Regions from separate parts of the Homo sapiens genome. Here region 1 is linked to region 2. The links are chromatin contacts, found by Hi-C or POLR2A ChIA-PET in ENCODE. All regions are on one chromosome and are shown on one strand. Each heading gives the region's core, a stretch centred on a gene start or an enhancer-like site at or near the end of the contact. The rest is flanking DNA. Distances are from core to core; before and after follow the strand shown. Region 1 overlaps LOC105378129 (a long non-coding RNA gene). Region 2 holds the start of AFDN-DT (AFDN divergent transcript).

Evidence for each region. Hi-C counts contacts between places; a loop is a spot of excess contacts on that map. ChIA-PET counts read pairs that join two places held with the same protein, here RNA polymerase II (POLR2A). Pooled maps may share reads with other maps.
Region 1: a loop to region 2 is called in a map of ascending aorta, with 3 times the contacts of the local background. The contact joins the enhancer-like site here to the promoter of AFDN-DT in region 2. A Hi-C loop is called at or near these places in 3 of 168 maps with a recorded cell type or tissue (ascending aorta, chondrocyte and endothelial cell of umbilical vein) and 9 of 50 pooled maps. POLR2A ChIA-PET finds 5 or more read pairs at or near these places in 1 of 52 experiments (activated T-cell).

Annotation. Positions count from the first base shown.
Region 1 is chr6:167,548,908-167,553,058 of GRCh38, reverse strand. It overlaps LOC105378129 (a long non-coding RNA gene), which reads right to left. Exons shown (of 3, transcript XR_943268.2): 2 at 2,732-2,777; 3 at 1,667-2,095. Among named protein-coding and RNA genes, the nearest start is that of LINC02538, 130 kb to the left of the region's middle. Within about 2 kb of position 1,963, at least 14 of the 41 ENCODE cell types and tissues checked have a DNase peak (open chromatin) inside an H3K27ac peak, as active enhancers do; they include ascending aorta, where a contact is called at or near this core.
Region 2 is chr6:167,823,871-167,828,226 of GRCh38, reverse strand. AFDN-DT (AFDN divergent transcript) reads left to right here and starts at 1,431. Exons shown (of 2, transcript NR_027906.1): 1 at 1,431-2,824; 2 at 3,421-4,337. It overlaps AFDN (afadin, adherens junction formation factor), which reads right to left and starts at 1,316. Exons shown (of 34, transcript NM_001386888.1): 1 at 990-1,316. The coding sequence starts at 1,094. RefSeq lists silencers at 1,164-1,363, 2,278-2,347 and enhancers at 1,514-1,593, 1,624-1,693.

The DNA.
Region 1 (4,151 bases), core at 714-3,213, 280 kb after region 2:
AGAGACAGAGACAGAGAGAGAGACAGAGACAGAATCAGAGACAAAGAAAGTGAGAGACAGAGACAGAGAAAGAGATAGAGAGACAGAGACAGAGACAGTCAGAGACAGAGAAAGAGAGGGAGATAGAGAGACAGAGACAGAGAAAGAGAGAGAGAGGGAGAGAGATAGAGAGAGAGACAGAGACAGAGAGTTAGAGACAGAGAAAGAGAGAGAGGGAGAGAGATAGAGAGACAGAGACAGAGAGAGTCAGAGACAGAGAAAGAGAGAGAGAGAGAGGGACAGAGACAGAGAGAGAGACAGAGACAGAGAGCGCGATTGAAAGACGGAGAGAGGAGGAAACCTCAAGTCGTCCCTGGGCTGAGACCAGACCCACCCTGGGGTTCCCAGTTGCAAGAACTTTGCACACAAGCTGGCTCATGTGGTCTTGGGCTTGCCATCAAGAGGGTTCTATGCACTGAGCGTCCTCCTTCTGGCAGCCCCCTGAGACGCCATGTGGCTTGGGCACAGCATGGGACAGTGGGTGTGGGACAGTTCTTGGCCACACGGGCTCCAGCACCAGCACGGCCCCCTCCTTGGGTGCCAGCCTCGGGTTTGGATCCAGGAGACAGGTTCGGCAAGGCTCTGCAGGACCTACAGCTGTGCCGTAGTGGGCCCAGGAGGGAGCACCGATTTTGCAAAGGCAAGAAAGGCTCAGGCGCAGCTGCAGGATCGGGAGCAGCCCTACTGTGTGCCGTCCACCTGTGGGCCTTCCACGTGTGCGCAGGAGGGCTGCAAAGCCGAGTGTGCGTGAAGGCTGAGAAAGGCCGAGTGTGCATGAAGGCTGAGAAAGGCCGAGTGTGCGTGAAGGCTGAGAAAGGCCGAGTGTGCGTGAAGGCTGAGAAAGACCGTGTGTGGAAAGAAGCCAGAGTGCTCTGTGCAATGCGGTCCCAAGCACAGGCGACCGAGGGGGCCTCCCGGGCCAGAGCAGTGTGGAGCACCCCCACCACAGCACCTGCTTCCTGGGAGCCCTTGCTCAAGGGGGCCTCCTGTCCCCCCTTGTCCCGGTCCCCAGAGCTGTTCTGGGCTCCTGTCAGCCCCGTGTCTGCTACCATCTCTGTGGCCTCGCCCTTTGCCTCGGCCTGGCGGGAACAGAGCAGGCCCCTGGGTGGCCACCAGCTCCTATTATCAGTAGGGCCCCCTCCACCCTCCACGCAGTCCTCAGGTGCCCCGCACTGGCCAGAGGCTCTCGCCCCAGCTGGTCCTGGGGGACCCTCGAGGGGAGCGTGCCCGGGGGCTGGCACGGAGCCCGTCTCTCCCAGAGGCCTCTGCCTCTCACCAGCGTGGGCACCCCACAGGCCCTGGCTTCCTTCTTTGCCTCTTGCTGGCCGGGAGGAGAGGGTGGTGGAGGGGCTGGTAACCCACATCTCACCCCTCACTTCGGGGTCACCCCAGCTGCGTCTTTGTCAGCTTGGGGTGGAAAATGGAAGGGACTTTGTGAACACAGGGCCCTTGGAGGCTGACGGCCACGTGTCTGGAGCAAGGCCGGGGCATCCGGGGCCTGGGGCGCACAGGCCGTCCCACCATGGTGCAGGCCCCATGGGGAAGCTGCAGCCCTGCCCGTGTGCAACGCAGGGAGGAGACGTGGGGCTGGTCCGCCCCAGTGGCGTTTGAAGCAGGAAGCTCAGTATGGACTCAAGTTGTTGTTTATTATTACAAGAACAAACTTATTTTCTGAGAGATGGCTCTTAAGCAGGCAGTATGCTGAGGGCTTTACTATTTAATTTTTAGAGCCGTCTCATGAGGCAGGAACTATTTTTATATTTACGAAAGAGAGGGTTAAGGAACCTGTCCAGAGTGGGAGGGGACATCCCCTCGGTACGTGTGCAGGAGAGCCAAGGGGGCACCCTGGGGGACGGCGCAGAGCGGGAGGAGACCCAGGCACACAGTGGTGGAGATGGCTGGAGCCAGGCCAGGCTCTGAGGAGGCCCGGAGACAGGCGCGAGGCCAGGGCTGCTGCGGGAGCCACGCCAAGGACAGGGTGTGTATGGGGAGGCGGCCGTGCTCTGGACGACCCTTTAGAGTTGGCTCCAAAGCTCGCCCGCAAAGCTGTTTTGCCCTTTGAAGAGAAATAAGATCACTTAAGATTTCTGTTTGTTTTTTTTTAACAGAAAAAGAAAATAAATACAAATATTATTATTCCTATTATTTGCAGGAATGTGAGACCAGCCCGGTTCAACATTTGGAGTTTATTTGAGCAGAGACAACCTCTTGAAGATGGAGAATCCCTCTTTTTTTTAAAAGCAGTTGCTGAATTTTAGAAACACATAATGTGTGTTCTCTCTACATCCAATATAGTCAAAGGACGGCTTAGTGAGGACCCCTTGTCACACCCAGGGGAACCCAGAGAAGGCAGAATGTCTCAGCTTCCTGTCCCACAGCCAGGGGTTCTCAAACATTTGTCTGTGGACAGCGGCACTTGTGCCCGTGCAGGGCATGGGGGACAGAGATTGGTTGATCTGCGTGTCATCACCCTCATGGATCAGCACCGTCCCTCTCCAGCGACCTTTCTATCACCATCCATTCATTCGCTTATTTATTCATTCATTCTCTCATTTCACAAACACCCCATGAGCTCTCATCACGGTCAGTGGGACAGAGGTGGTCCCTGACTTTGGGGAGATGGTATCCCAGTGGCCCTTCCATTCCATCCAAGCCCTTTCTTTCCACGGAAGCACAGACACCCCTCTCTTACCTGCACTCTTTTCTTTAGGCAACTAAGCCTCAACATTTGAATCTATCTAAAAATAAAGAAGAAGAAATGGCATTTTATTAGAGATTTTTTAAAGATAAAAAGTAATCAAGCCTCTGAAGAAAAGACCATCCATCTCCCTGTGGCCTCGCCAGCCATCACGAAATGCTGTAATTTGGGGAGAGAAGATGCATTATACTGCATCTTAATATTAGAAAAACCCGCAGTCTTTGACTCAGCAGTCCCACTTTTAGGTTTCTATACTGCAGAATAAAAGCGTGAGTACATAGACACTAGAATACAAAGGTTTTCATTTTCAGAATTATAACACAAAAACGGAATTGACACGGATGTTCCTCAACAGCGGCAGAGGTGAAAAAATTATTGTAAGGTCCACTGTGGAATCTTTTGCATCTGTGAAAAGTAATGAATCAGTGACATCCAAATTAATATGGAGAGATGTTCATTATTCAGTGAAATAAAACAAGCTGCTGAGTAACATGTACTGTAGCATTTCATTTTTTTTTTTGTAAAAAGAACAATAATGGCACCCTGTACATCTGAGCAAAGATTAACCACGGAGGCTGCACCTCAGATTGGAAACATCGGTCACTACAGAGCTGGGATGTGAAGAAGGTTAGGAGGGACATTCCAAACGATTTTAGCACACAGACCTCTTTTTTTTTTTTTTTTTTTTTTTAACTTGTTCCAACCAACATGTATCACTTTCAAAAGGAAAAAAGAAAAGAAAAAAATCCAATGATTACCAGAAGTCAGTCACAATAGTAACAAGACAGAAAAAGACTCAAAGCACAGCCGCTCGTGGGACGTTTCAGTGGATGAGAGAGTCCCTGGCATGTTCTGTGCCGGGAGCTGGCAAATTTGCTGCATAATGGGCCGGAGAGCAGGCGTTCTGGGCTCTGTGGGCCACGTGGTCTCTGCCATACCACGAGAGCTGCCCTGTGTGATAGACCCATGAGCACAGCACGTGACAGGCAGTGGGGGCTGGGTTCAAATGAAACTATTTCTGGACACCAGAATTTAAATTTGGTATAATTTTTGTGTGTCACAAGATGCTATTTTTAAAAATTTTTTTCAATCTTTTAAACATGAGTCTATGGGCCATTCATGTTAGAAAGTCAAACAGAATCAGCACATTTCATTTTAGAAAAATACAACCCTCTCATCCCAATATGGATGGATGAAACCAGGAAAAAATATTTCATTAAGGGAAAAAAGTGCTTAACAAGGCCAGGAAATGCGGGAATAAAGAGATGCGGAATTCTGCACACGATGGGCTGTGTATGTCCCACTTTATAACATAGAAATAAAAACGTTTTTAAAAGTGTGAAAAAAAATTCTCAACTTGTGTCCGTTTAGAAAAACACCATGGGCTGGATGTGGCCGGGGGCTGTGGCTGCTG
Region 2 (4,356 bases), core at 182-2,681:
ATTAACTATAAATTACCTATTACAACAAATCAAAAATAGACGCTATTAAAATGATTTCCTAAACGGGCACAAATATTGAGTGAAATTTTTTTATGCTGGTAAAGTCTGTGCAGCCACCGAATGAACAGAGCGCGGAACCGACCCTTGCGGAGCGATTTACAGGGTTGCTCCCCGACCCTTCACCTCCCTCCCCTCTCCACGGAGCCCTTCCTAGTGGACTTGGACTCAAACATTTTTTTAAAAGCTGCTCGGAACGCTTTCAGCAGCTTTGCTATAAACAACCCCCATTGTTACCAGGCCAGGAGCGAGCGTGATTTCCTCCTCCTCTCAGGGAGCCAGCCTGGGGCCGGCGCCTCCCTCCGGGCAGAGGCCGCCGCAGAGGGCCCTTCCTCGCGGCCCCGAAGGTGGAGAAGGCGCGCCTTTCCTCGGAGGCGTCCGACTCCGGGCCTGTGCCATCAGGCAGCCCGCACCTCCCGAACTTTGTGATACTGACTTTCCCCTCCCAGCTGGCAGCCTGCAAGTTTATGAACCCGAAGCACAGCGCGCGTCACAGGCTCCATCCCGGCCACGGCGAAGGGGCGCCGCGAGCCACAACCGGGCTGCAGGTGGAGGGCGCCGGCCCCGCGCGCCGCCGCGCCCCCCGCGCCGCCGGGGATGAGGCCGGGGCCGCGCCGCGCTCGCGGGGGTGGGGGCGGCGGCCCAGGTGAGCCACCAGGTGAGCGGCCGGAGAGGGGAACAGGTGACTGCCGCGCCCCGCCAGCCCCCGCTCGGCCCGCGCGACCCCGGGATACACCGCGGCAGGGGGACGGGGGCTGCGGGGGACGCCGGGGCCCGCGGTGGGCCTGGGGGAGGGGGAGGGGAGAGAAGGGGCGGAGGGGGGAGGGGGAAAGGAGGGCGGGTCCGCGGCTGGCGGGCGGCGGCGGGGGGGAGGGGCGGGGCGCGGCGCAGCGGGCGGGGGTCGCGCAGGCCCCGCGCCCGGCGGTGCTCACCTCGGTCGGCTGGCTGATCTCGAACAGGTCCAGCCGGTTGGCGTTCCAGTGGTGGATGATGTCGGCCAGCTTCCGCCGCTCCTCGTCACGGCCGCCCGCCGACATGGTCCTGGCCGCGCCTCCTCAGCCGCGCGGGGCCGGGGCCGGAGGACGGGCCGAGGACGACAGGTCCGCGGGGGCCCGGCGCCCCTCGCCACCCCCCGCCGGCCGCCTCCGCCTCCGCGGCTGCCTCCGCCTCCGCGGCCGCGCCGCGTCCTCCGACTTGGCCTCCGCCTGGGGCTCAGTCCGCGCCGCGCCGCGCCGCCTCAGCCCCGCCGGCCGGTGTGCGCCCGGCGCCCGCCGCCCGCCGCCCGCACCCGCCCGCGCCCCGCCCGCCGCCGTGCGCGCCGCCGCCCGCCGTGCGCGCCGCCGCCCCGCGCGGCGCCGCCGCACCTCCGGGCCGCTCCACTAGGTGCTGCTGCCGCGGCCGCCAGGGAGGGAGGTGTCGGAGGGCGGGCCCCGCGCGGTGCTAGGGTTCCGTCTGGACTGGCGGTGGTGGGTCCCAACCGGCGGTACCGGGTTCCTTCCCGACCAGCGGTGCTAGGTTCGGTTCGGACGCGCGCTGCTGGATCTAAATGGGCAGTGCTGGGTCCGATGGGTGGTGCTGTGTTGGGTCCGGACGCGCGGTGCAGAGTCCGGACGGGCGGTGCTGGATCCAAATGGGCGGTGCTGGATCTGGACGGGCGGTGATGGGTCCGATGGGCGGTGCTATGTTCGGTTCGGACGGGCGGTGCTAGGTCTAAATGGGCGCTGCTGGGTCCGATGGGCGGTGCTGCGTTCGGTCCGGACGGGCGGGGACGGGCGGTGCTGGGTCCAAATGGGTGGTGATGGATCTGTGGACGGGCGGTGCTGGTTCCAGACGGGCGGTGCTGGGTCCAGACGGGCGGTGGGTCCGATGGGCGGTGCTAGGTTCGGTTCGGATGGGTGGTGCTAGGTCTAAATGGGCGGCGCCGGATCCGATGGGCGGTGCTGGGTTCGGTCCGGACTGGCGGGTCCGGGTCTGGACGGGCGGTGCTGGATCCAAATGGGGGTGCAGTGCTGGATCTGGACGGGCGGTGCTGGGTCCGAACGGGCGATGGGTCCCATGGGCGGTGCTAGGTTCGGTTCGGACTGGCGGTGCTGGGTCTAAATGGGCGGCGCTGGGTCCGATGGGTGGTACTGGGTCCGGACGGGCGGTTCTGGGTCTGGACGGGCGGTGCAGTATCCAAATGGGCGCTGCTGGGTCCGGACGGGCGGTGCTAGGTTCGGTCCGGACGGGTGGTGCTGGGTCTAAATGGGCGGTGCTAGGCTCAGCAGGGGACCGGTGGGCGTGGCGGCACAGGTACGGAGCGCAGGGCCGGTGGAGCGCCCTCTCCGAAGGGCCCTGCGCTCCCCGCGCTCGCTGCTCCTCCTGCCCGCGCATTGCCCCGGGGCTGCTGCGTGTTTCTTCCAGGGTGATTCCTTTCCGCTGGGTCACTTCAAAGCCGACCTTTTCAAGCTGTTTTCTTCCGCGGAGGACACGTTGTTAGGCTTTGTGTGCATTTCAAGGGTCATGTTTTCTGAACCGCGCTCTGCCGCTCTTGGGGTGTTCGAGCCCCCACACTGCTGTGCGGTGTTCCTCTCACAGAGTGAGGTTGGAGGGTCCCACTCCCTTTGTGTGTCTCCTTAGAAAACGCCTCTTCTCTCAGACACATCGTTATCTGCCAATTCTTCGCAGACGTAGAGAACGGACTGCAGAGTTAATAAACGTCGAGGGGAAGCTTTGATGCGCCCCATTTGGCCCTGAGAGATGCCACGTGATCGTCATTTTAAATCCTGTACGTGTCCCCGTGGACGTGGAAACCTGAAATTAATTTCAGTAGCAAGCTTTGTGAATTGTAGGGATTTTTTTTCATAAGGTGTCTTTTTTGTAATTGCCCCTCCCCTCCCCCACCCTTTGTTTTGGCTGCAGAGCGCCATCTCTGCAGTCTCCCCACGCCGGGTTCAGTCAGGCGAAGTTGCGTTATCTGTGATGTGTTGTAACAAAAAGCGTTTATCTTTGAAACACTAAGGCAAGTAATGAGAAGAGTGAACTATATTTGACAAAGCCTTTTTATTTTTGTCATTACTTTTTTTTCCAATGTGGAAATAATTTTTCTCTCCACCAACTGGATTTCCTCTTTTGCAGACAATTAAAGAATTCTGTCATCCCCACTGGGTTCTGTCTTTTCTACCGCACTTGTCCAGTACAGCTACATAAGGAGGCTTCTCAGCAGAGGAGCCTGGGGTGTTGAACCAGTGCCATGAGGGAATGAATTATTCAATAGATCGCTAGTCTCCTTTCTTAAAATTAAAGTGTGGTGACTTGCAGAAAAGCATCTGTGTCTAAATGTCATCTTCGTGTTCTAGCACTCGGTTTCTTTATGCCTTTCAGTTCCTGGGCTTCCCGATGGACTCGAGTTTTTACTATGTGAGCATCCCGGTGCCTGCACAGCAAGGACTCTCATTGGGTTCCACACGTGCTGCGCAGATCCCTGACGCAGCGTTCACTGAACCTCAACTGCAGGAGCTTCATTCCTGAGGACGCTGTTACCAAGAATGACTTGCCTCTTGAAGAATGAGTTTGCAAAGCCGGCAGTTAGATTGCTGATGTCCAAAGTAAGTATGTGTAGCATCACTAAAGAGAAAATTCAGGATTCCTGGAAAACAGTTATGGGCTCTCTGCAGTGTTATTTTTGTAATAAAAAACATATAGCATATGTGAAATACCTACTGGGTGATGCAGGACACATAGAAGGCTCGAAATTAATGTGAATCATTCTCGTTTTTCTGACTGTCATTAAAAGTCCCCATTTGTATTATGTATGAGTGGTATATCAATATCTAAACTACACTTTATTGTAGGTCCCAACCAACATTAGTTTATTGACAAATGTTTAAGAGCAGCCAAAAATTCATAGAATACCTATGATTCTTAAATCATGAACACTCCCATAACTGGTATATGTTTAGGACATGAAAATTTCCAGGCTGACAAATAATTTCGCTGTCATCGGTCAAGACTCCAGGATGATATTCTGAGCCATATGTTAATTTTGATAACCACCTAGAACAATAAAAGGTAAACATGCTACCATCTTCTATTCTCATTGCACCACTGGATTCTGGTACATCTAAAAATTGTACTTAAATGATATCCAAGAAATGCTGTAAAAAACAAAATAGGGCCGGGCGCAGTGGCTCACACCTGTAATCCCAGCATTTTGGGAGGCCAAGGCGGGCAGATCACGAGGTCAGGAGATCAAGACCATCCTGGCTAACACGGTGAAACCCCGTCTCTACTAAAAATACAAAAAAAAAAAAAATTAGC